2 separate regions of the Homo sapiens genome follow, and region 2 is linked to region 1. Evidence: chromatin loops called from intact Hi-C (ENCODE). Cell type or tissue: sigmoid colon. All regions are shown on one strand. Links, peaks and the distances in the headings refer to the core of each region. The heading gives the core; the rest is flanking DNA. Region 1 has its middle 57 kb from the start of MTPN. Region 2 overlaps LOC105375523 (a long non-coding RNA gene).

Region 1 (11,402 bases), core at 2,305-10,304:
GGCCCAGCAAACACCTGCCACAATCATTTTTTGTTAAACCTCCAAATTGCATAATCATGGAGTTAGGGAATAATAGGTATGAAGAGAACGTCATAATTGCATTTGTCAGAGTAGCATCTGACTTTTCTCAAAAGCAACACTGGGTATAGAAGAAAGTGGAGCAATGCTTGTAAAATTCTGCTAGACAGTTATTTTCAACCTAGAATGCTTCCACTAGACAAACAGGGTGTGCTTGTGTAGAAGTCTAATAATAACACACATGAGGAAGCAAGGACTAAAAAACATTACTTCCCATGAGTGCTTTCTAAGGACACTCCTGGAGTACATGCTTTAATAAATTGAGGGAGAAAAATCAAGAGAGGAAGACTGGGAATCCAAAACACACAGGTCATCATTCCTATGTTTTCCTACGCAAGTCATCAGTGAAAGGAAGTGACCCCTGAACAACGGCTGTGCACCAAGTCCGGAGGGCAGCAGGGCCAGCTCAGAGCAGCAAATGGTTACTATGGCACAAGGGTGTAGGGGTGGCAGAGAGTGCAACTGATGATTTTGAATGTTTACATCATTTTTTTCTGAGTGGCTGACAGATATGTTGAAGCATTTAGAAAAAATTATAAAATGGAGAAGGAGGAAGGAATCCTCACTCACCATAACAGGAAGTCAGCAACTACTGACTGAAATCAATCACAAAACAGCAGTAATGGCATATTGTTAGATACATGGAGAAAAACATCAAAAGAATCAGCTAAAGTTATTGAAAGCGGCTGCCTCTGGGAACTACCTAGAACATCCAGCATATTGCATCTTCATCAGAATTATTTCAGTTGCAAGTGATAGAAACTCAAATTAGTTTAAGCAGAAAGAAGAATGTATTAGCTTACTTAGCTTTTAAAAACATGGATCAAGATAGCTAGATTCAGGTTTTCAATAACATTTATATAATATCCGCAAGAAATTGTCTCTTGTTCTCCATGTCTCATCTCTCCATCTCCTGCTTTCTTTTCCCTGGATTGGCTTAACTTTCCGGCAGACTTACCCCATATGGGAACAAAGATGACCTCCTGCAGCTCCAGACTTCCAGGCCCTTAGCTTTCAAACTCTAAGAATGATACAATGGCTCAGTCCTGGTAGTTCTGGCAAAAATCCCAGGACTGGCTCTCATTGATCTGGGTTTGGTCATATGGCCAGCCTTGAAGCAATCTCTTTAGCCAGGATACTTTGATGCTATGATGGGCCTATGTCACATTCTCACCCTTGGAGTCAGAAAAATGAGGTCAGCTCCACCTGATATACATGGACTAAGGAGAGTAGTTCTCCAAAATGAAGTTGGGGTATGCGATAGTTCATTTTATTGTCATTTTTACTGGCAACAACTCAGGTACTCAAATATGTGGCCCAACAGTATTCTAGACGTTTCTGTGAGGTATTTTTTAAATGAGGTTGACATTTACATCAGTAGACTTTGAATAAAGTAGATTATCCTCCATAATGTGGGTGAACCTCATCCAATCAGTCAAAGGCCTAAGGAGAAAAAAACTGATCTCCCCCAAGAAAGAGGGAATTATGCCAGCAGACTGCCTTCAGGCTTAAGCAGCAGTATCAACTTGTTCCTGGTTCTTCAGCCCGCTGGCCTGCCCGGCAGATTTTGGACTTTCTGGCCCTCCACAATCACATGAGTCAATTCCTTAAGATGAAGAGATATATATATATATATATATATATATATACACATATATATATATACATATATATATATGCATACATCCTCTCTGCTTCTATTACTAGATAGAAAATTGATAGACAAAGAAAATCTACTCAGTGATTGATAGTTTTACTTTAAAATCTACCTACTAAAACAATCAGTTCTATATTAAGTGGTAAAATAGGACACACGTGTCCATAAACTCTCAGTCACAAAAGCCCATGCAAGGGTAAAGGCATGATTCATCCAAAGTGATAGATATAGTTTGGATGTTTGTGCTTTCCAAATCTCATGTGGAAATGTAATTTCCAGGCCAGGCACAGTGGCTCAGGCCTATAATCCCAGCACTTTGGGAGGCCAAGGAGGGCAGATTATTTGAGGTCAGGAGTTTGAGACCAGCCTGGCCAACATGGTGAAACCCTGTCTCCACTAAAAATACAAAAATGAGCCAGGAGTGGTGGCGGGTGCCTGTAATTCCAGCTACTCCGGAGGCTGAGGCAGGAGAATCGCTTGAACCGGGGAGGCGGAGGTTGCAGTGAGCTGAGATTGAGCCACTGCACTCTAGCCTGGGCAACAACTCTGTCTCAAAAAAAAAAAAAAAAAAAGCAGACATGACATGTAATCTCCAATGTTGGAGCTGGGGCCTGGTGGGAGGTGGTTGGGTCATGGGGGCAGATGCTGCCTGAATTGCTTGGTGCTATCCTTGTGATAGTGAGTGACTTCTTTTGCTGAGTTCACATGAGATCTGGCTGTTTAAGAGTGTAGACAGTGAAAGCCCGTCTCTACTAAAAATACAAAAAATTAGCCGGGCGTGGTGGCAGACACCTGTAGTCCCAGCTACTCGGGAGGCTGAGGCAGGAGAACGGCATGAACCCGGCAGGCAGAGCTTGCAGTGAGCCGAGATCGCGCCACTGCACTCCAGCCTGGGTGACAGTGAGACTCCGTCTCAAAAAAAAAAAAAAAGAGTGTAGAACCTCTCCCCTCTCATGCATGCACTCCCACTCTCACCATGTTACACTGCCTGCTCCCACTTTGCCTCCCACCATGATTGGAAGCTTCCTGAGGCCTCACCATGAGCAGATGCTGGGGCCATGTTTCCCGTACTGCCTGCAGAACTATGAGTTAATTAAACCTCTTTTCTTTATAAATTGCCCAGCCTCAGGTGTTTCTTTACAGCAATGTAAGAACAGACTAACATAGTGATTAAATAAGTACTTATCTTTGAAATGCAGTTTTCTATTTTATTTCAGACATAGAAGATAAAGGCAGTCTAGAGGCTTCACCAAGCCAGGAAGAACAGACGTGGACTAAAAAGTGACTCATGGATGACAAAAGACCTGTAAATAGCAAAAGCAGCTGATGGCACCACAGAAGCTGATACAGCTGACAGGATTCCCAGCCAGGGCTGAGGGCTCAAGTAACCTCTAAGTATACTGAACTTGCCCTCAGGATTCTCAGAGTTAGCGAGGAATGCTTGTAAGAGATTTTAGGAAACTTTCAACTATTTATTCTTCGGGTTTGTTGTTGTTGTTTGCTTGAAAACAGGATCCTTTTACTAAACTACAGCCAGCATATCTTAGCAAGTGAGAAAATTGATATCAACATTTGGGTAGCATGGGAATTGATTTTTCTTAGGTCTTTGGATAGGGCACACACTACTTTAAGTGAAACTATCTTAAAAATGAATCCAGGTCATTTCAATCTATGACACAAAGGTTATACCATGAAGCTTACTATAAAGCTTTTTCTAAAGGGCAGCTGGGAAGATAACCAACATTCTCCACCTACCGTAAATAACTAGCAATAATAATTTTTAATATTTCATACAGACTGCCTTTCACTGAGGCACAACAACTCTTTTTTAAATAAAAGCAACAATTTCAGGAATTTTAAGTTACTGGCCTTCTAGTCACATCACCTTGCAGTCCAGTCCGTACCAAGAAAAGTTGACATGCTGGTACCATGCCAACACCACCTAAACAGAGCTAACTTCTCATAAAACCTCCCTGAGGAGGCAGAGAGTAAACAGTTTAGATTTCAAACTACTCGAGTGAAACATGCTGCTTACAAAGAAAATATAAATAGGGAACAGAGATGATGACAAAGCAAGTCATAAAAACTAGTGCAACAAACCTAACTTGAAAGTAATTTTCCTTTACTGATATTGTTTGACTATATCCCCACCCAAATCTCATCTTGAATTCCCACGTGTTGTAGAAGGGACCCGGTAGGAGGTAATTGAATCATAGGGACAGGTCTTTATTGTGCTGTTTTTGTGATGGTGATTAAGTCTCACGAGATCTGATGGTTTTAAAGAATGGGAGTCTTCCTGCTCAAGCTCTCTTCTCTTGTCTGCTACCATGTGAGACATGCCCTTCACCTTCCGTCATGATTGTGAAGCCTCCCCAGCCACATGGAATTGTAAGTTTATTAAATCTCTTTCTTTTGTAAACTGCCCAGTCTTGGGTATCTTTATCAGCAGCGTGAACATGGACTAATACATATACCAAACAAAAATGCAAAGGATCCCCCACAAATTCAACTTCACTCTTTGCAAAATGTCATAGCTCCAAAATGATCACAATATATAGACAAAATTAAAACTCAAAAAGTGAACAGGAACGATAGAGTGGTAAAAAATGAAGCAGGATAAATAGACATCATAAACAAAAAGATAATTTAAAAAATAGTAAACTATGAGTATTAAAATGATGAAAATGAATAGATGATATTAGGTAAAAGAATAGTCTAGAAGAACTATGTAGTATAGGAATAGTTTAAAAATAAAAAAATTAAACAATTCTCATAAAGGAAGGAAATAAAATTACAAATGGTTCTAGAAATTCAGAAGTCCCATGATTAACATCCTAACAAGAGGTAAATAAGGTCCCTTGGAGTGACTGTTCATTATTCTCCCCAACTGCTGAAGTTTCAGGGGTTCCTTATTCCTGGACAAATATCCCTAAAGAGATGCACATTGTCCATAGGATGCCTCAAAGTAAGGTCTGCACATGCACACATATGTCCATCACAGTGCTATTCATAATAGCAAAGACATGGAATCAACCTAGGTACTCATCGGCGGTGGATCAGATAAAGAAACTGTTGTACACTTACAACATGGAATAACTACATGGTCATAAAAAAGAACAAAATCATGTCCTCTGCAGCAACAGGGATAGAGTTGGAGGACATTATCCTAAGCAAATTAACGCAAGAACAGAAAACCAAATATAATGTTCTCACTTCTAAGTGGGAGCTAAACATTGAGTACACATGGACACAAAAAAGGGATTAGACACTGGGGCCAACTTGAGGGTGGAGAATGGGAGGAGGGAGAGGACTGAGAAACTACCCATCAGGTACTATGCTCATTACCTGGGTAACAAAATAATCTGTACACCAAACCTCCATAACGTGCAATTACCCATGCAACAAACCTGCACACATGTCCATGCTAAAACTAAAAGTTCGAAAGAATTTTAAAAATAAATACAAAGAAATGTAGACCACATTCCCAACTACTACTCAAAACAAAAACAAGAAGAAAAGAAATCACATTACAAATAGCACATACATTGAAGGCAACTAACTTCTTCTTCTTCTTTTTTTTTTTTTTTTTTTAGAGGGAGTTTCGCTCATGTTGCCCAGGCTGGAGTGCAATGGCGCAATCTCAGCTCACCACAACCTCCGCCTCCCGGGTTCAAGCGATTCTCCTGCCTCAGCCTCCCGGGTAGCTGGGATTACAGGCATGCGCCACCATGCCCAGCTAATTTTTGTATTTTTAGTAGAGATGGGGTTTCTCTATGTTGGTCAGGTTGGTCTCGAACTCCTGACCTCAGGTGATCTGCCCGCCTCAGCTTCCCAAAGTGCTGGGATTACAGGCGTGAGCCACTGCGCCCAGCTGGCAACCAACTTCTTAATAGGCTTTTTGGGGAGGAAAAACTGGGCTCTAACAGGGACCTGCTTAAAACCCTATGCTCCTAGAGAGCTGGGCCACCAGCATGAAGCACAGAGACTGGGGGTAACTGGCTATTAAACTGAACAGAGCTGAACTCTACCAGAGACCTCCAGCTTTATGGAAAGTGCATGCTAACAGTGTCATCAGCCTGTCCCTTTAATCTCAAAACACCTCACCAATTTGATTCTCTTCCTCAACATACAGCCTAGAATATGTCTTATCTCAAGCTTCTCAAGCTACAGAAGCCAAGGCCCTTCCGGTTTTTAGCACCTAAATGACAGTAGTGAGGACTAAGATGAGAGGTGGACCAAGGTCACATACTGAAGAGAGCATAAGCAGGACACTAGAGCATCGTACTTGGCAGGGTTTTTCAAAGTTAGGTTGTTGGACGACCTTGCCTCAGAATCTCTAGGGGTGCTAGGTCAAAGTGAGATTCCTGGACCACATCACAGACCTAACAAGTCAGCATCTTGGAGGTACAGCCCAGGAATCTGCATTTTAAAGAAGACCGTCCCCTCACCTCCCACCCCAAATGACTGGTATGCTCTACAACTTTAAAGATGTATTGTCATTAAGGGAAAGTGGAATCAGGGTAACCTCGGGGCGAGCAGCCAAGGAACAAGGAGAAAAAACTGGGGGAGCATCCAACAGCAACAGCAGGGACAAAAGGAGACAAAGCCATAGAAGCAGAAAAGCAATGTGACGGGTCACAGTAAATTTTCTGGACTTAAGTAGGACTTCACTGGAAAAGCTACAGTCCCCTTGCCCCTACAGGCATGCCTCTGCAGCTATTAAAGGCATGGTACTCTGACAGATTACAGCTCCTTGCTAATTAAATTGTAAATCTTGTTTCAACTGTTTAAGAAAATCAAGGACACTAAAATGCAGTCATCTCTAAGCTAGAGTAGAGCAGCTGTCTTATCTTGAAAGAACACAGCACCCCAGCAGAATCTACATCAGAGGGAAAGCAAAGAGTCCCTGGGAGCTGGAGATGAGACGAGTGAGCTTGATAAAGTGCAGTTAAATGTTACCGGAACACTATGTACTAAACAAAGTTTCAGTAACAATCTGACAGCCTGCTTTTCAAATTTAAAGCCTACTCAAAAGGTCAGACTGCCGCACATCTCCAATCTCCTGCTCAATTCTAGATAGCTTCTAAAGGCCTGGGTCTCTCCTGCTTTCTGAACTATAACATTAGTGTTTCTCAATCTACTCATTTTAATAGAGTACTCCAGAGCCACACATCCAGAAGGTTCTTCAGAGGTCAACTTGCTATGCCTCTACTTTAAGAAAGAGCTCAGCTACAAACTGTGTTTACAAAAGGTATCTCTGCTTGTCCTACTAGTTCATGCCAGGGATTCGAATTAAAATGCTCACATTTTTATTGAAAAGACATTTCTCACACACTCTCACCCAAATGTCAACCTCCTGCAATGGGGAAAAGGGGTGATACATATTAGTCAAGGAGTTGGTGATGGGAACCTTCTTTTACCTCTCTTCAAGTTTCCATGGGACATCATCAATATAACACACATGACCTCTCCCCACGCACTCACTTATTTTATTCCATGGTAAGTGGAATGATCTATATGATGAGTGAGTTTGGAAAAGAAACAAAGCAGGCATTCTTCAGCCTTATTTTCCCATTTCTCTGCTTGCTGGCAGACACCTCTGGTCTGATGCTCTGTTTCATCAGGATTGCAGAGATGTCCATGGTTTTCTAGCCCTACCTAGGTAGGTGAGTCTCCCCAAATTGGAGAAAGGAGCCAGGAAATTATTATTGCCATATGCCTGACCCACATTCTCCAAACTAGCCTTTATTACTAATAAAGGGGCTATTTGGAATTTCATCTGCCTTACTCATTATCTCTCTCATAATTGGTTCAGAACTAGGTGGAAAGAAAGTGGAGTAGTGTATAGGTTGCCCTCAAGTCCCCAACATTTGGCTTCTATTATACTTTCGGTTTAGGAAAGACTCAGCATAAATCTTTTTGGTTAGAGGAATAAAGGGGATCCTCTCAGCCTAATGCCAATAATTCAGACCGTGGAGGAGAATCACCTCCTAACACAGCTACATTACATGCATTTGAGGGTGATTATTGGTAGAAAAACAAAAACAAACCAAAAATGCGCCAGTTGCACAGGACTTATGTAGGTACGTAGGTAAAAATTACTATTCCATTTGTAGACACTATTGCTCTGTGATCTACCCTTTATTTTTGGTTGTGAGTGGACTAAATATAGGTGCTCTGTTTGCCATTTCCATAATGTTTGCATTTTCTCGCCTCCAGACCTTCGTACACACCACCACCCATGGAATGGCCTCTGTTGGGGCCACGATTGTTCATGTGGAAAATGCCTGCTTATCCTTCAGGACTTATTTCAGATTTTAACTCACCCTGATCTTTTCAGAGTTAAATACTTCTTTGTCTTACTATAGCATCTCATTTATAACTCTATTAGTGTGTGTGTGTGTGTGTGTGTGTGTGTGTGTGTGTGAGAGAGAGAGAGAGACAGAGAGAGAGAGAGTCCTGCTCTGTCATTCAGGCTGGAGTGCAGTGGCACAATCACGGCTCAGCAGCCTCAACCTCCTGGGTTCAAGCGGTCCTTCCACCTCAGCCTCCCTAGTAGCTGGGACCACAGGTGCATGCCGCCACATCCAGCTAATTTTTTTTTCTGGTTTCTGTTTTGGTTTTGGTTTTGGTTTTGGTAGAGATGGGGTCTCCCTATGTTGCCTAAGCTGGTCTCAAACTCCTGGGCTCAAGTGATCCTTCTGCCTTAGCCTCCCAAAGTGCTGGGATTACAGGCCCTCACTTTTTTCACGTCTTTCCCTCCTCTCAACACCTGCACCATTACACTGGGAACTCTGGAAAGCATAACCATCTTTTATATCATCTTTATCATCCCCAACCCCTAACTCAGTGCCTGGCATATGGTAATGCATAATAAATATGTGAGGAGTGAGAGGCAAGTAAAAGAAGAAAAGAGACAGAGACATGGGCACAGATACAGAGAGCCAGGTAGAAGACAGAAAGAGAGAAACAAGGATAAAGACACACAAAGAGGGACCAGAAAGGTGGAGAATAGGCATGCGGGGGGATAAAAAGAAAGGAAGAAAAGAAAAATAAAGTCATAACCACATAGTCTCCCTCCTCCTACCAAAATACTTGCTAAGGTCTTACTGAACTCTAAGGATAGCTATGAATGGGAGAAAACTGGCCAACACAACCAAGGACCATGACAAATGTAAGTGGCTGAAAAGCAAAGGGGATGCTTTGAAAAACTCTGCCTAGAATCCAAGCAGATCTGCAGAACCGCACTCTTGTTGCTAGCCCAAGTGTAGGAAGAAGAGAGAGCTTACGTGCAAAAGGTATACATGAACCCTCCCACAAGTGGAAGCTTTCTATTTCGACTGTGCTATGAAGAAATGATTTATCTGCTTGCTAACAGCATTTCCCAATCCTTCTTGTTTCATTATTGATATAAAGAAGAAAAGAGTTTAAACTGATTCATTTTTTCTTTTGACCTCTAAACCACATTTGCTTGCTTACCTGATTGTGGAACTTTCAGGAGATTATTTAAACTTTCAGGTTTGCATCATAAGGTACTTTTTCTGTAGGCATGCCATAAATCTGCGAGATGAACTGTGATTCATTCCTGTAGGTATTAGTATGTCATTATGTAAGCATTGCCAATAATGAAAAAAAATTACTAGCAAATGTTATGGCAAAGAACAAATAAAAGCAGCTATATCTAAGTATTATATCTCTATATTATAATAAAAGATGGGCTGTGTATAAAGAAGTAATTTATAACAGCTCACAAGCAACTCAACATTTTTCAGATGATTATCAGCCAAATTGTCATGTACCAAATAGGAAATTAAACAAAACAAAAAGTCATACACAGAAATAACCAATTAGAGATTCTCCTCTTTACACTGTTTTCTGAAATGAATTGGATTATTTCTCCACAAAGACATAGTAGGCTCACTAAGGAGGACCACGGTATGTACAAAGCATTTCCCATGTGTACCACAGCGTGTCTGTATTAGGCAGTCAAATCCTAGTGGCCAAGACCTAAGTAACTCCTTGGTTAGCATTTATGACTACAGTGTGTGTCAATAGGCTTTTATGTTTCTTTGTTGGTTGTTGTTGTCATTTTGGCAAGGGGTGCTATTTTGTTTTGTTTTGTTTGTTTTGTTTCAAACTCTATGCAACCAACATTTATTAGCAGCTCCTGTTTGGCAAATACTGAGCCATACCCTAAAGAAACTTTTTAAACACGAGTAAGGCTCAAACCCTGTATTCAAGGATCTCATAGGTCTTTCGATTTTGGCAGTGCTACAAATACAGACATTCTGTCTGCTGCTAGCCTAGGCCCCCATGGAGCTCCTGGGAAACTTAACAGAGAGCAGGCATAGAGGTCCAATCTGCCACCCTCACCCTCTCCCTTTATCATCAAACCTACCTGTCTCACCAGTTTCAAATGACTCTTCCAACCCTTATTTTATTTACCTTTGTGTCAATGCCATTTGTCTATTTCCAACATCCCTCTAAGCAGATCATATGTGTTTTAAGTACAAAAATAGGTCTTACTTATTTTGATGTCATCTAGAGCAAGGAATTCAGTGTGTAGATTAATAAACTGTTTCCATCTGTCTTACCTTCCTAATGGTATCATGAGTTCTTTGAAGAAATAAACATTTTTTGGTGATAACCAAATACCTCATACAAAAATATTTGGTTATCACCAAAAAAAAAGAGAGCACTTCAATGATGGAAGGTATTATATAACATAACTATTAAGACTAGACAATCTCAGGGTGGAGGAAGACCTTCAGCTCTTATTTTGAGGGGTAAGGGGAACTGAATTCTCATGCTCTGGACCTAAATGTGCCCCCTCCATCAAAAATGTTTGGTTTGTCAAATTCATGGGTGGAGAATAAGGGAATTCCCCAAGGTGTGTATGAGCATTGCAGAATAATGGTTCTTAAGTGTGTAGGGCTCATGAATGGGCTTTAGCCAGTTCATTAACATGTACCCAAAACATGTTTGTGTGTGTAGATGCATTTTTCAATGCAATTATTACATAGCTTGGACTAGACACTCAAGGGAATCTATGACTTAAGATAAAATTAGGAACCCCTGCTGTTAGATAATCTTAGCATAACTACTGTTTTTCCCTAAAAATCATTGGAGAAAATGTTCTTCCATGAATTAAAGTGTCCAGAAAGAGCATTATACATGGGGTGAATATCACACTTTGTAAAACCAAAGAATAATAATAATTAAAAACAGAGAACTCAGAAAGAAGAGAAATGCCTTATACCCAGAGGCACAAAATAGTAATGTGCCCTCTGAAACAAACAATGACTAAAAGCCAACACATGCTTGTTTTAACACCTAGGTTTGAGATATATTAGAAAAAAAATGTCATAGTAATTAACCTTCTACCTCCCATCCATATTCACGGGGAGAAAAATAAACAAAAGTTTAGCAATTGCAAAACTCAGGGAGCCAGATATACCCAACTATTTCCTTCAAGAAAATTTTATCACTGCTTTCCATTCTACTCAAATGATCACAGTATAGCCTAGTACAGAAAGGAAAAGATCGCTGACCTACTGCTTTTATATAAACTAATTTCTTCATGTGTCTTATTCCTTTATAAAGCAAATTGAGCCAGGCACTGTAATAGGTGCTAGAGGTAGAAAAGACATCCCTAACATCAGGGAGT
Region 2 (11,402 bases), core at 1,895-9,894, 110 kb before region 1:
CCCCTGAGGTTGCAGAAGAGGCACCAGAAAGCAGTTGACAGGACAACTGTAGAACTCACACAGGATAAGAATTATCGGTGGTCCCACCAACCAAAGTGTAATACATAGTGCACTGGATAGAGGTCTAAGAAGGATTATGCCTTAGTCGTTGGGCTAAATTAATCCCAGAATAGAGATTGCTCTGGAGCTGCTTTAACAAAGCTTAAAAGCAAGCCTTTAAAGGATCAAACTTATCTGTGAGTGACTTCACTGAACACCAGAAAGAAATCCAACACTCTTTAAAAAAAAAAAAAATGACAAAACCTACAACCCAAAAACGTAAAATTCACAATCTCTAGCATCTGATCAAAATTTCAAGGCATGTAAGGGAGCAGGAAAATGTAACCCAAACCTCAGGTAGAAATCAATTATTAGAAATAGGTCCAGAAATAACACAGAGGATGGAATTAGTAAGGACTTTAAAATGGCTATTATAAATCTTAAAAAGATGTCAACAATGTAAAAAAATGACAAAACAATAAACGAAAAATACCGAAAGGCCCAAATGAAACTTCTAGAGATGAAAAACACAGTAACTTAAATAAAAAATATACCAGATGGAATTAACCGCAGATTAAACATTGCAAAAGAAAAATCAGTGAACTTCAAGGTAAGGTGAAAAACAAATCCAAAATGAAACATGGAGAGAAAAAACCTAAAAAATAAAATGCTTTGTGAGCTGTGAGACTAAACAGTCTAGCATGTGATTAGAGTTCCAGAAAAGGGGTGAGGAGCAGAAAAAAGTATATATGAATAAATAGTGACCACATTTTATTTCCAAATTTTATGAAAACTATAATTCACAGATCAAAGAAGCCTGATAAATCTAAAGGAAAAGAAATAAAGCAAGCAACACAAAGGCTTGTCGTAAATTACTTAAAACTCATGCTAAAGAAAAACTATTTAAAGCATACAGAGGAAAAAAATGTAGAATAAAGATAAAAATGATAATAGATAACTCATAAAAAGGCATCCACGTCAGAAGACAACGGAATGACATCTCTAAAGTGCTTTCTTTAAAGGTAAACATAGAGTTCTATAAACAATGAAAATGTCATTCAAAAAGCAAGGTGAGATTAAGACTCTAAGATCAAGAAAATCTGAGAGAGTTTATGACATCAGACTTACACTGCAAGACATGTAAAAGGAAGTCTTTCATCAGAGAAAAGGAGCTTTCATCAGAGGAAAGGAAACCGTAGTAGATAGGAATGTAGATCTAAACAAAAGAAAGATGAGCAACAGAAAGGGTAAATGTCTGGGTGAAAAATTCTACCTAGGAGCACCAGACGCGGTGGCTCCCACCTGTAATCCCAGCACTTTGGGAGGCTGAGGCAGGTGGATCACTTGAGGCCAGGAGTTCAAAACCAGGCTACTCAACATGGTGAAACCCCGTCTCTACTAAAAATACAAAAATTAGCTGGGTGTGGTGATGCATGCCTGTAATTCCAGCTACTCTGGAGGCTGAGGTAGGAGAATCCCTTGAACCCAGGAGGTAGAGGTTGCAGTGAGCCGAGATCGCGCCACAGCATTCCAGCCTGGGTGACAGAGCGAGACCCTGTTTAAAAAAAAAAAAAAAAATTCTACCTAGGCAACTCCCACTTTTAACTATTGGGAACTAATTAATTTGGACTAACCCTCACCTTTTCAATTCATTCTTTAAACAAAAGCCAGGATAATCTCAGAAAATCATAGCTTCCCTTGGTTCTTAGGATAAATGTCCTTACTGTGAACTTCAAGTCCATACATGGCTTGACTCTTGCCTTCTTTTCCAGTCTTACTACTCTCCTCTTTGTTCTCTGTGCTCAGATCGTGCTGACCTTCCTTCAGTTCTGCTATCATAACAGGTTCCCTGATAGGCACTCTGACACCAATGAACTGTACAGAGACATTTTTGGAGGAATCTAGGAAGCTTTGATTGAAGGCATGGTATTAGATGATACCAAAGAATTACTGTTAATCTATTGGGTGTGATAATGACATTGTGGTTATGTAATAGTATACCTGTATTCTTTAAAGCTGTATGTAGAAGTAAATGACACAATTTCTAGAATAAGCTCTAAAATATTTAGGCAAAGTAGGCCAGGCAGGGTGGCTCATGCCTATAATCCCAGCACTTTGGGAGGCCAAGACGGGCAGATCACGAGGTCAGGAGATCAAGACCATTCTGGCCAAAATGGTGAAACCCCGTCTCTACTAAAAATACAAAAATTAGCCGGGCATGGTGGTATGCACCAGTAGTCCCAGCTACTCAGGAGGCTGAGGCAGGAGAATAGTTTGAACCCGAGAGGCGGAGGTTGCAGTGAGCCGAGATTGTGCCACTGCACTCCACCTTGGGCAACAGAGTGAGACTCTGTCTCAAAAAAAAAAAGAAAAAGAAAAAGAAAAGAAAACTTAGGCAAAGTAAATAAAGGGATAGAATTTTAAAAGTAGAAAAACCTGCCTGCACAATTTCTCAGTTTGGATGATGAATTTGTATCAATGATTATCCTTCCTAGTTTGGATATGTTTAAAGTTTTTCAGAATAAAAACATTTGAAAACAAATGAAGTATTTCATTTGCTGCAAAATTTCATTAAAAACACACAGGTTTAATCAACTATGCTTTTAAATAGCCATAAAAATACACTGCAATCAGCAATAATACTTATGAAAATGTGTTCAGATAGGGAATGTTAGATTTAACATTAAAAAGTAAAAGCGTAGAGAAGTATTATGGAAAAAAATGCCATACTCATAGCCATGAAATAAAAGTAATTTTCTCTACTTTCTTATACAAATATAATAAGAAAAGTAATATAAATGGCAATAAAATCACCTGAATTATAATAAAACTAATATAGCTAAAAAATATTTTAGGCTTCTGAAGTTTAGCAGCACCATCAATGAGAGTTGTTTAAAAAACTGAGGAGAATATTACATACTCATTTTTCTAACTTTCTATAAAAACTATTTACAAAACATTTTTCAAAGAACACTTTAAATGAATGGCTCTGAAGTACACATGTTATCACTGAAAGTTCTTTTGAAGCTAGGACCAACCCAAAATGCTGAAATGTACTAATTCTGTAAGGGGTTACTGACTCCCTTCTATGTTCCAGCCACTAGCAAAATGCGGAAGAGAAACCAAAGACACATAAAGCCTTCAAAGATGTTTTTGGTAAATTCTCCAAGAGGTGAAGTTAGGTTGGAAAAACTAGTTCAGATGTAATTTGTTTAGATGTAATGAAAATAACTGAAGTTTATGAAAATCATCTGTAAGAAAATGAAAATTAAGGAACAAAATACAAATATAAATCTGCAAGTATAAATATGCCAGAGTATATGAAAATACAAATGAAAATTTCAACCACAAAAGAGAAAAATGACCAGAGAAAGAGAGAGAGAGAGGTAGAGAGAGATTCCTGTTATCAAATGAATCTCAAGTATTCTGCCCAAATCAAGGTAAAATTGTGGATCTCTAGGACAATGACTCAGCCAAGGTTGCCTGGAACTGCTCTTGCTCTGTCCCTGTCCAGTAAGTTGACTGTCTTTTCCCTTTGCTTATAACTGAGACCCCGTCTTTGAAATAAATTGAATCCTTGTCATATTGGTATGTTTTTTCCCTAGAGTTCTTTATGTTTCCAGTTCCACAAATGCCCATGGCTTAAATCACTCTCCATGTTATGAAACAAATAATTCATTATTTCATTGTTATTCATTCGATTATTCATTCAATAAATATGCTTTGAATACTCAGTATGGTGTCTGTTTTAGGGCACACGTTGGTGAAAATGGGGTCTCTGCTCCCACAGAGATAACAGAAAGAGTTAACAGTTTGATATACAAAAGGAAATATGAAGCTTCTTCACAACAGGATTTCAGATATCCAATTTTCAAGCCAGCGTCTCCAGTTTATTGATAGAGAGGTGACTGATGTCTAAGGAACACAGGACCCATATTATTCATGTGGTTGATTCCAAAGTCAACCACACAAATCAGTTGTCTTCAGGTTGCTGAGGATAAGAGTCACAGCCATGCGACTCACACCTTTAATCAGACAAAACGTACCCACAAAAGTTTTCTGAAAGGTAAACAAAGGAAGTTTTAAGATAGAATCTGACATTGTTTTTCACTCAATAAAGAAAAGTTTATTGAATATAATAACTGACATTCAGTCAAAAGAAATATCTCCTTGGCTGTACAGGTTAATTAATCAAAATTGGATTTCTTTTTTTCAAAACAACATAAACACAGCTAAGACATAAATTATAAATTCAAAGAATATTAAAGAAAAAGAAACTGTCTCAGACCCAGAGGGCTAAACTGACTTATTACACTAAAGATTACAACTCAAAATAAAAGCTGGGTTAGGAGTAGTACGTGGGTCTCCCAGTACCCACTATCCTGAGTTTTTTGTTGTTGTTGTCATCGTTTTAACAGAATTCCTCTATCAAGGACTAATTTTACCTAAAGACAGAAAATGAGTTTATAGTTTATTTTCTACATTCCTATACTTGTCCAAAACAAATTTCTCCTACATAAGAGTCATCACTTTATTTACCTTTATGCACAAAGGAGAAAGCAGTAAGACCATGTATCTTCTAAAGAAATGTGCAATAATATATTTTCCAAAGTTACAATGAATAATTTGGATGGATACTCTCATCTATGATCATCAATTAGTACGAGGAGCTTTTAGGAACTGAAGTCTACATTCTGTAGGCAATACACTAAAATTTAATGTCCAGCTGTCTCAAAGGATTTTTTTACAGAAATCCTTCAAGGGCAAGTTCATTATTACCAAATCCACAACAGAATTTTATTCCTGTAAATGTTTTCAATCTCCAACTTTACCCAAAATATTTCTTACAAATGACCCTTTGCACTTGAATTTGCACAGTTCCTTTCTTTACTGGAACTGCTCGTGGTGAAGTTCTGTAGTTCCAAAGCTTTCAGACAAGATAATTTGCTAGAATCAAAACGAAAAGTGTAAGGCCAAGGAAATTTAATACTTTATTTTTAAAAATAGACACTATTTACATTTTTACATCTGAAATGGGAGGCCTATAATTTTCTACCTCAACAACCATCTGGAATTTATGGCTGTGTCATTTTGAAAGGTACACATAAGGCAGAAAAGAAGCAAAGAAGAACTCGGATACATTTTAATATATATGGTGATGGTGACCACAGAGCTACCACTCTTTATTCATTTGTTCAACATTTATTGAACACATACTATTACTATGAACCCAGGCAGAGTTCTAGGAGCTTGGGATACATCAATGAACAAAACAAAAAATCCCTTCCCTTATGAAATTTCATTGGAGATGAGGGAGAGGACATACAATAAACAATAAACCTGATAAATGAGTTAAGCATATCATTTGCAAGAAGTTGATATGTGTTATCTAAAAAGGAATAATCGGCTGGGCACAGTGGCTCACGCCTGTAATCCCAGCACTTTGGGAGGCCGAAGCAGGCAGATCATCAGAGGTCAAGAGTTCGACTCCAGCCTGGCCAACATGGTGAAACCCTGTCACTACTAAAAATACAAAAATTAGCTGGGCGTGGTGGCGGGGGTTTGCAATCCCAGCTACTCAGGAGACTGAGGCAGAAGAATCGATTAGAACTGGAAGGCAGTGGTTGCAGTGAGCCGAGATCGGGCCATTGTACTCCAATCTGGATGACAAGAGCAAAATTGTCTCAAAAAAAAAAAAAAAAAGGAAGAATCCAGCAGGGTAAGTGGCATCTGGAGTGTAGGAGTCAGTGCAGTTTGTAGTATTAAAGAGAGTGGTCAGGCTAGAATTGTTGAGCAAGTTAGATACGAGCCAAGACTTGGAAGAGGTATGCAGCTAAATCAAGTAGATGTCTGGCAGAAGAGTATTCCAGGCAGAACCTGTTAGTGGGAGAGAACAGGGTAAGTTTGAGGTTGCCAGTGTGTCTCAGGAGAGCAACACAGTGGAAGACTAGTAAGAAAGAAGGCAAAGAGATGACAGGGGCCAGATCATGATGGATGTTATGACTTTGCCTTTTGCTCTGAATGAGGTGGAGTTTTAAAGAAAGGAGTTGTCTTGAACTGACGTGCATTTAACAGGATCACTCTGCTGCTGGGTTGAAAACAGTTTGTAGAAGAACAGGAAAAGTAGAAGAGAGATTATTTATGAAGCCATTCCAGTAACACAGGTAAGAGATGATGAAGGCTCAAATGACAGTGATTACAGTGGATTGGTTAAAAAAAAAAAAACTTGGATTCTGGATATAATTTGAAGATTTTCTGATGGATTGAATGTAGGATGTGAGAGAAAGAGAAAACCCAAGATGACTGCAACATTGACTGGAAGAATCAACTTGCCATCAACTAAGATTGGGAAGGCTACAGGTGGAATACGTAGAAGGAATCGTCGCATAAAACTCAAGAGTCTGATTTCGCACAAGCTGAGTTTTGAGATGTTTATTAGACCTCAGAGTAGAAACACTGAGTAGGTAGTTAGACAAGCAGAGAATTTAAGAGAGAGTTCTGAGATAGGGGTGCACATTTAAGTGTCATCAGCATATAGACCTTATTTAAAGCCAAGGATCTGAATGAAATCACCAAGCCAGTGTGTAAGCAAAGAAGAGGACCAAAGTCTGAGCTCTAGGACTCTCCAACATCAAGAGGCTGGCAAGAAGAGAAAATAGCAACAGAGGAGACTGAGAAGGAGCAGCCACAGGGCTAAGGGTCAAGCCAGGACTTGCCAAGTGGATGAGATGTGTCAAGGAAGAGAGAGGGACAAAATGCTACTAATGAGAAGAGGCCAGAAGACTGACAAGTAAAATTGGCAAAGTGTAGGTCATTGCAGGTCATTGGCCTTACTGAGGGCAATTTTGATGGAGTCTCTGGAAATGGAAGCCTGGTGAGAGTCATTTAAGAATTAATGGGAAGAAAAAAATTGGAAAGCATAAATTTTGCTACAAAAGAGAGTAAATGCATACACTAGCTGATGGAGGAAGTAGAGGGAAGAGAATATTTTGTTTATGATTTTTAAAGTAACAGCGTGTTTAAATGCTGGTGGAAATAGTCTAGTAAAGAGAGGAGAGAGGGATGCCTAAAGAAGAGAAGGAAGAATTGCTAGAGCAATATTCTTGAGTAGGCAAAAAGAAATGAGATCTTGTGAACAAGTGGAACACCTAACTTTACGTAGAAGCGAAGATGCTTTATACGGGAACAGGCAAGAAGGCACAGGGTGTGGATGCAGGTGTAGGGAGGTAAATGGGATGTGAGCTTCTATAAATTCTTGTCTGATTGCTTCAGTCTGCTCAGTGAAATAAAAGTTTATCATATGAGAATGAGAACAGGGAAGCAAAGCGGAGAAGATGGGAAAGAGTCTTCTAGGTGAGCAGAGGAGGAAGGGAGACAAGATGAATAGCACAGTGCCCTAGCCACATCAAGAACCCACTTGAGGTTTATGGCCATGAGTTTAAAGTGAGATAAGACAGCATGAGTGTGTGTTTTCTCTAGAGCTATTCAGTTGCATGAGTGCAGGCTTGGAAAGGCAAATAGATTATATTTATCCAGGGTTGTGGCTTTGCCAACACCAAGTAAAAAGAAGCCAGAGAGAAGCAAGGGATTTATGGTGAATGCGCAAGAGTAATTGTAATGATGGACCTTGAAACTGAAGCCTAAGACTTAGAGTAAGTCAAAAGCCATGCATGTAGGTCATCATCTGCCCCTCTGTTTTTGTCTTACCTTAGGTTTTGAAGGACAAGACCATATTTTCTACATTTTCTATAACTCTCTACAGCAACTAGACCTGCATCCATAATGACAACTCAATTAATATGTATTGATTGTCTAGTCACTTCTAGGTGTGAAAATGTAGCAGGCTCTCCAGTCTTCAGTGATCCTTTCAAAGATAAGCTCCACTAGACTTGACAGATGGTCTATAATTTTTATATTTGAAACACCATATGTCAAGTACCAAAGCTCTATACATACTTAGCTTTGAATTTTCAGGTTTGGGTGATAATGTATTTGGTAGCACCTGTGCTTCAAAATCTGCCATCGAGAAGCTTCTATTTTCTCCTCCCCACATATTCATCACCTCAACCAGATGCTTCCAATTTCCTGCTTCCTCAGAGCACGGTCTGGCCATCCCGGGACCGAATCCCATTTCATTGGGTATTACATAAGAGCCCTGGTCCAGGAGCACAGAGCTGCCGTCTGTCTATTCCCCTCCTTCATTTCATAGAGATCACTTGGTTCCTAACTGCTGTTTCAGAAATATTTGAAGGATGAATTAATTTTCCGCAGCTTCATTGAGTGCTTCATCTCTGACCCTTTCGATTATTGGTGCATGTGATTCGGGCTTATCTACCTAGGCACAACTGCTGGCACCTGTGTTCTAAATCGTAAGTACAGACACTACTAGTCTTCTTTAAAAGATATGGAAACTAAAACCCTGTGACATTCTTATCCTGCGTTACTCAGTATTAACATCATGACATAAGAACTAAAGTTATTCAGATTCCCACTTGAATATACTTGAGAAAACAATATTTTTAAGAATGCATCACCATTTAAGAGGTAGGTCTTCAAGCTGCTGACCTGAAGACAAGCCATATTGCCAATGATTCAAGTGAAAATGTACCTCCATTATAGATGCCCCATCACTTAACTCAATCTTGATTTTTTTCAGGCACAGAACCAGTGTTTCAGCAAAGGTTTTTACCTTATTTCCCTTTGACTTCCACTTTAAAAGCTAAACTACTATCTATTACAAATTTAAGAGTTGGACATGAATATAATAAAATCACATCATAAAATGTAGCAAACAACTTCATTTAAAGGCAAACATTCTATTTGGTACAGGGCAATCTAGAATTAATGATACAATAGCATTAAGAGGTGTGCACAGTTTTTTTAGTGTCACTAAATATACTGTGCTAGACTCTGAGGATACAGAAACCAAGGGAATAGACAGAGTTCCTGCCCTCAAGGATTTACTGTCAAGGGGGGGAAGACAAACATGTAATTACAATGAAGTCACATTATAAAAGTATTTCCTATCCAGAATTATGAAAAGATCCCCTAGACTTTGAAAATTGCATTCTTGTTGATAATATTTCTTCTAAATTAAAAAATGCTACCAAATAGAAGGGACAAAGGAATAATTTAGTCCAGAACCAGGAGTCTGGGTAACTAACTCATTGGTCTGTTGCTGTGTGTGGACATAGAGATCTTCAGAATTAACATAAGATTTATCTCAAACACTTTCATTCTTCTGTATTGACATCCAAGGATATTTCTTTACAATACTGACCTAATGTTTACCATTTGTAATTACTTCTTTCTAAGCATCTTCACTTATCAATGCCTGTTATGACATTTTTGGCAAAAACCACATTCATATAAACAAAACAACCAACTCTTACACATACAATTATCAGGCATTCAGAATAGGCCTTTCCATACAGAAATGTGGATGTAAACTGAAGCGATCCATATAACTTAAATAGAGTTCATTTTATGCAGTGAGTGCGTAGTTATCTACTTGTAAATTTGCAGGTATCATTGAGGCTCCTCCTTTTCTACTATCAATCAATTGTGACATTTCTTAAATGGGGAAGGGAGTCATTTGGTTCCACTGTCAGAGATATGCAAATAGAGGAACTCTTCCACTTTCAAACACGCTTGATCCACAGTTTTGTTTAGTAGACTGGCCCAAACAATTTAATTTGATTTTTAAAAACATCTATTGAATACCTACTGTGCATAAGACATAGTGGTTAGCTATGAGCCACCAAGGAAATTCATTTGGTGGGCCAATATGCTTACCAGTCCCACAGAGAATGAATTTGAGAACAAGAGCTACTTCTCTAATTCCCATCAGTGATTTGCACAATGAGAACAATGTTTCTGCACCGGAAACAACTTCCTGTCATAGAGATGGATGGAAACGGTACCTAAAAACTAGAATTCTGTATCTTTTTGTAATAATACATACTTTTTCAGACTGACGTATTGTGCTTAAAAAAAGATTGAAGTTTTCCTCTAGATCAACTCCTTGGATGGGAAGAAAATCAGATGTCCTATGAGTGACCACAGGTAAAGAGAAATGGGAAAACATTTAAAAACATAGCAAGTCATGAGTATTTGCAATTTGTTTGTCCTGTGTTTTAAAAGTGAAAACTCTGACATTTTGTTTCTAGTAGCCAGATTCCTAGTCTACTGAAGATGAAATCCCACAAAAAGATTAGAAAATTAAGATCTGTGCAGCTGTTTATCCCACCTAACAAATTCCAAGACAGGGAATTTAGCCATTGCAGAATGCAATAGGAGAAAAAAAAATGTGCTTTACCACCACTGACAAATCGATCTTATAAGCTTGCCCTGTCTCCTTTGAAGCCAGTGTCTAGTAATTAACCCTTCCATCTGCCAGCATCTTTTCCACACTTTGAGTCAAGAGACATTTCACATTCCTAATAGCTGTGATTTCAGTAGGCCTCCTGCTAATGATACTTTTTGTTTCCGTTCCCATTTGCTAAAATGCTTTCCTCTAATTTAGTGACCTGAGCAGGGATATTAAGAAGAGTAGAAAACAATCATTCAGAAACTCATTAAAATATCTCAGTGCGAAATGAGAGTGACACACACGAGGAGAATGAAAACAGTGTAAAGGACTAATAAAGATTTCAGAGTCATTATAGCTGCTGTCAGTCTGGCTTTACTCAATCATAGAGGGACTCTGGAAAAAGAAAAAAAAAGTCAGCGTGGTGTTTAAAAACAGTCGGAGCTACTCAAACGATATGTGAAAATAACCTTGTACCATCTTGACTATATGCTCTACCAGAAAATCATCTTTAAAAAGAAATCCATCCTCATCTTTATAAATTCAAATGCTATTTATATGAAAATTGACTTCTGTCTTCCTGGACAGCATTCTGGTGTAGGCTTACAAGTACAACATCCCTGGAGACGTCCACCTGGAGTTGTAATAAAACCAGGCTGTTTTTACTTATTGAAGAAGACTGTTTTCTCTAGTGAGATTAACCAGACAGAACCAAGAGACAGGTTTTCATAACAAAGAAACTGTTTACTTGTTTGACCTTAATTCAATCACTTACCTTATGGGTACTTCATGTTTCCATCCATAAAGGGGCATTTAACCACTAAGATTGCCGGTAAACTATTAAGAGGTAATAAATTCCTTAAAGTAAAGGCAGTCATCCTTAAGATCTCGGGTCAGCTGTCAAATCTTTGGAAAAGAATTTCCTGACTACCAGTCTTTGTCCACACCTCATCCCAGCCAACTTCTGCCCACAGCACACCTAGAGCATCCCCTCCTTTCTTTCATAGCACATAACATGGCTTACAGTTTCATATTTGACTACTGTGTCCCTCTA

The links. A loop is a pair of places that touch in the nucleus more often than their neighbours do. Peaks named below come from ENCODE experiments on the same cell type or tissue, not always from the same donor. Only the 100,000 strongest peaks of a DNase experiment are listed, where the experiment ranks them.
Region 2: a loop joins it to region 1, with 5 times the contacts of the local background. A loop is called at or near these places in 3 of 110 quality-filtered maps.

The regions. Positions count from the first base shown.
Region 1 is chr7:136,028,846-136,040,247 of GRCh38, reverse strand. It overlaps a transcript of LOC105375523 not described here. Among named protein-coding and RNA genes, the nearest start is that of MTPN, 57 kb to the right of the region's middle. In sigmoid colon, for the core only: no CTCF peak of the experiment used is centred there; DNase peaks (open chromatin) are centred at 6,307 and 6,607; H3K27ac peaks cover 149 bases.
Region 2 is chr7:136,138,857-136,150,258 of GRCh38, reverse strand. The region is part of intron 1 of LOC105375523 (a long non-coding RNA gene); the gene reads right to left. Among named protein-coding and RNA genes, the nearest start is that of MTPN, 170 kb to the right of the region's middle. In sigmoid colon, for the core only: no CTCF peak of the experiment used is centred there; no DNase peak of the experiment used is centred there.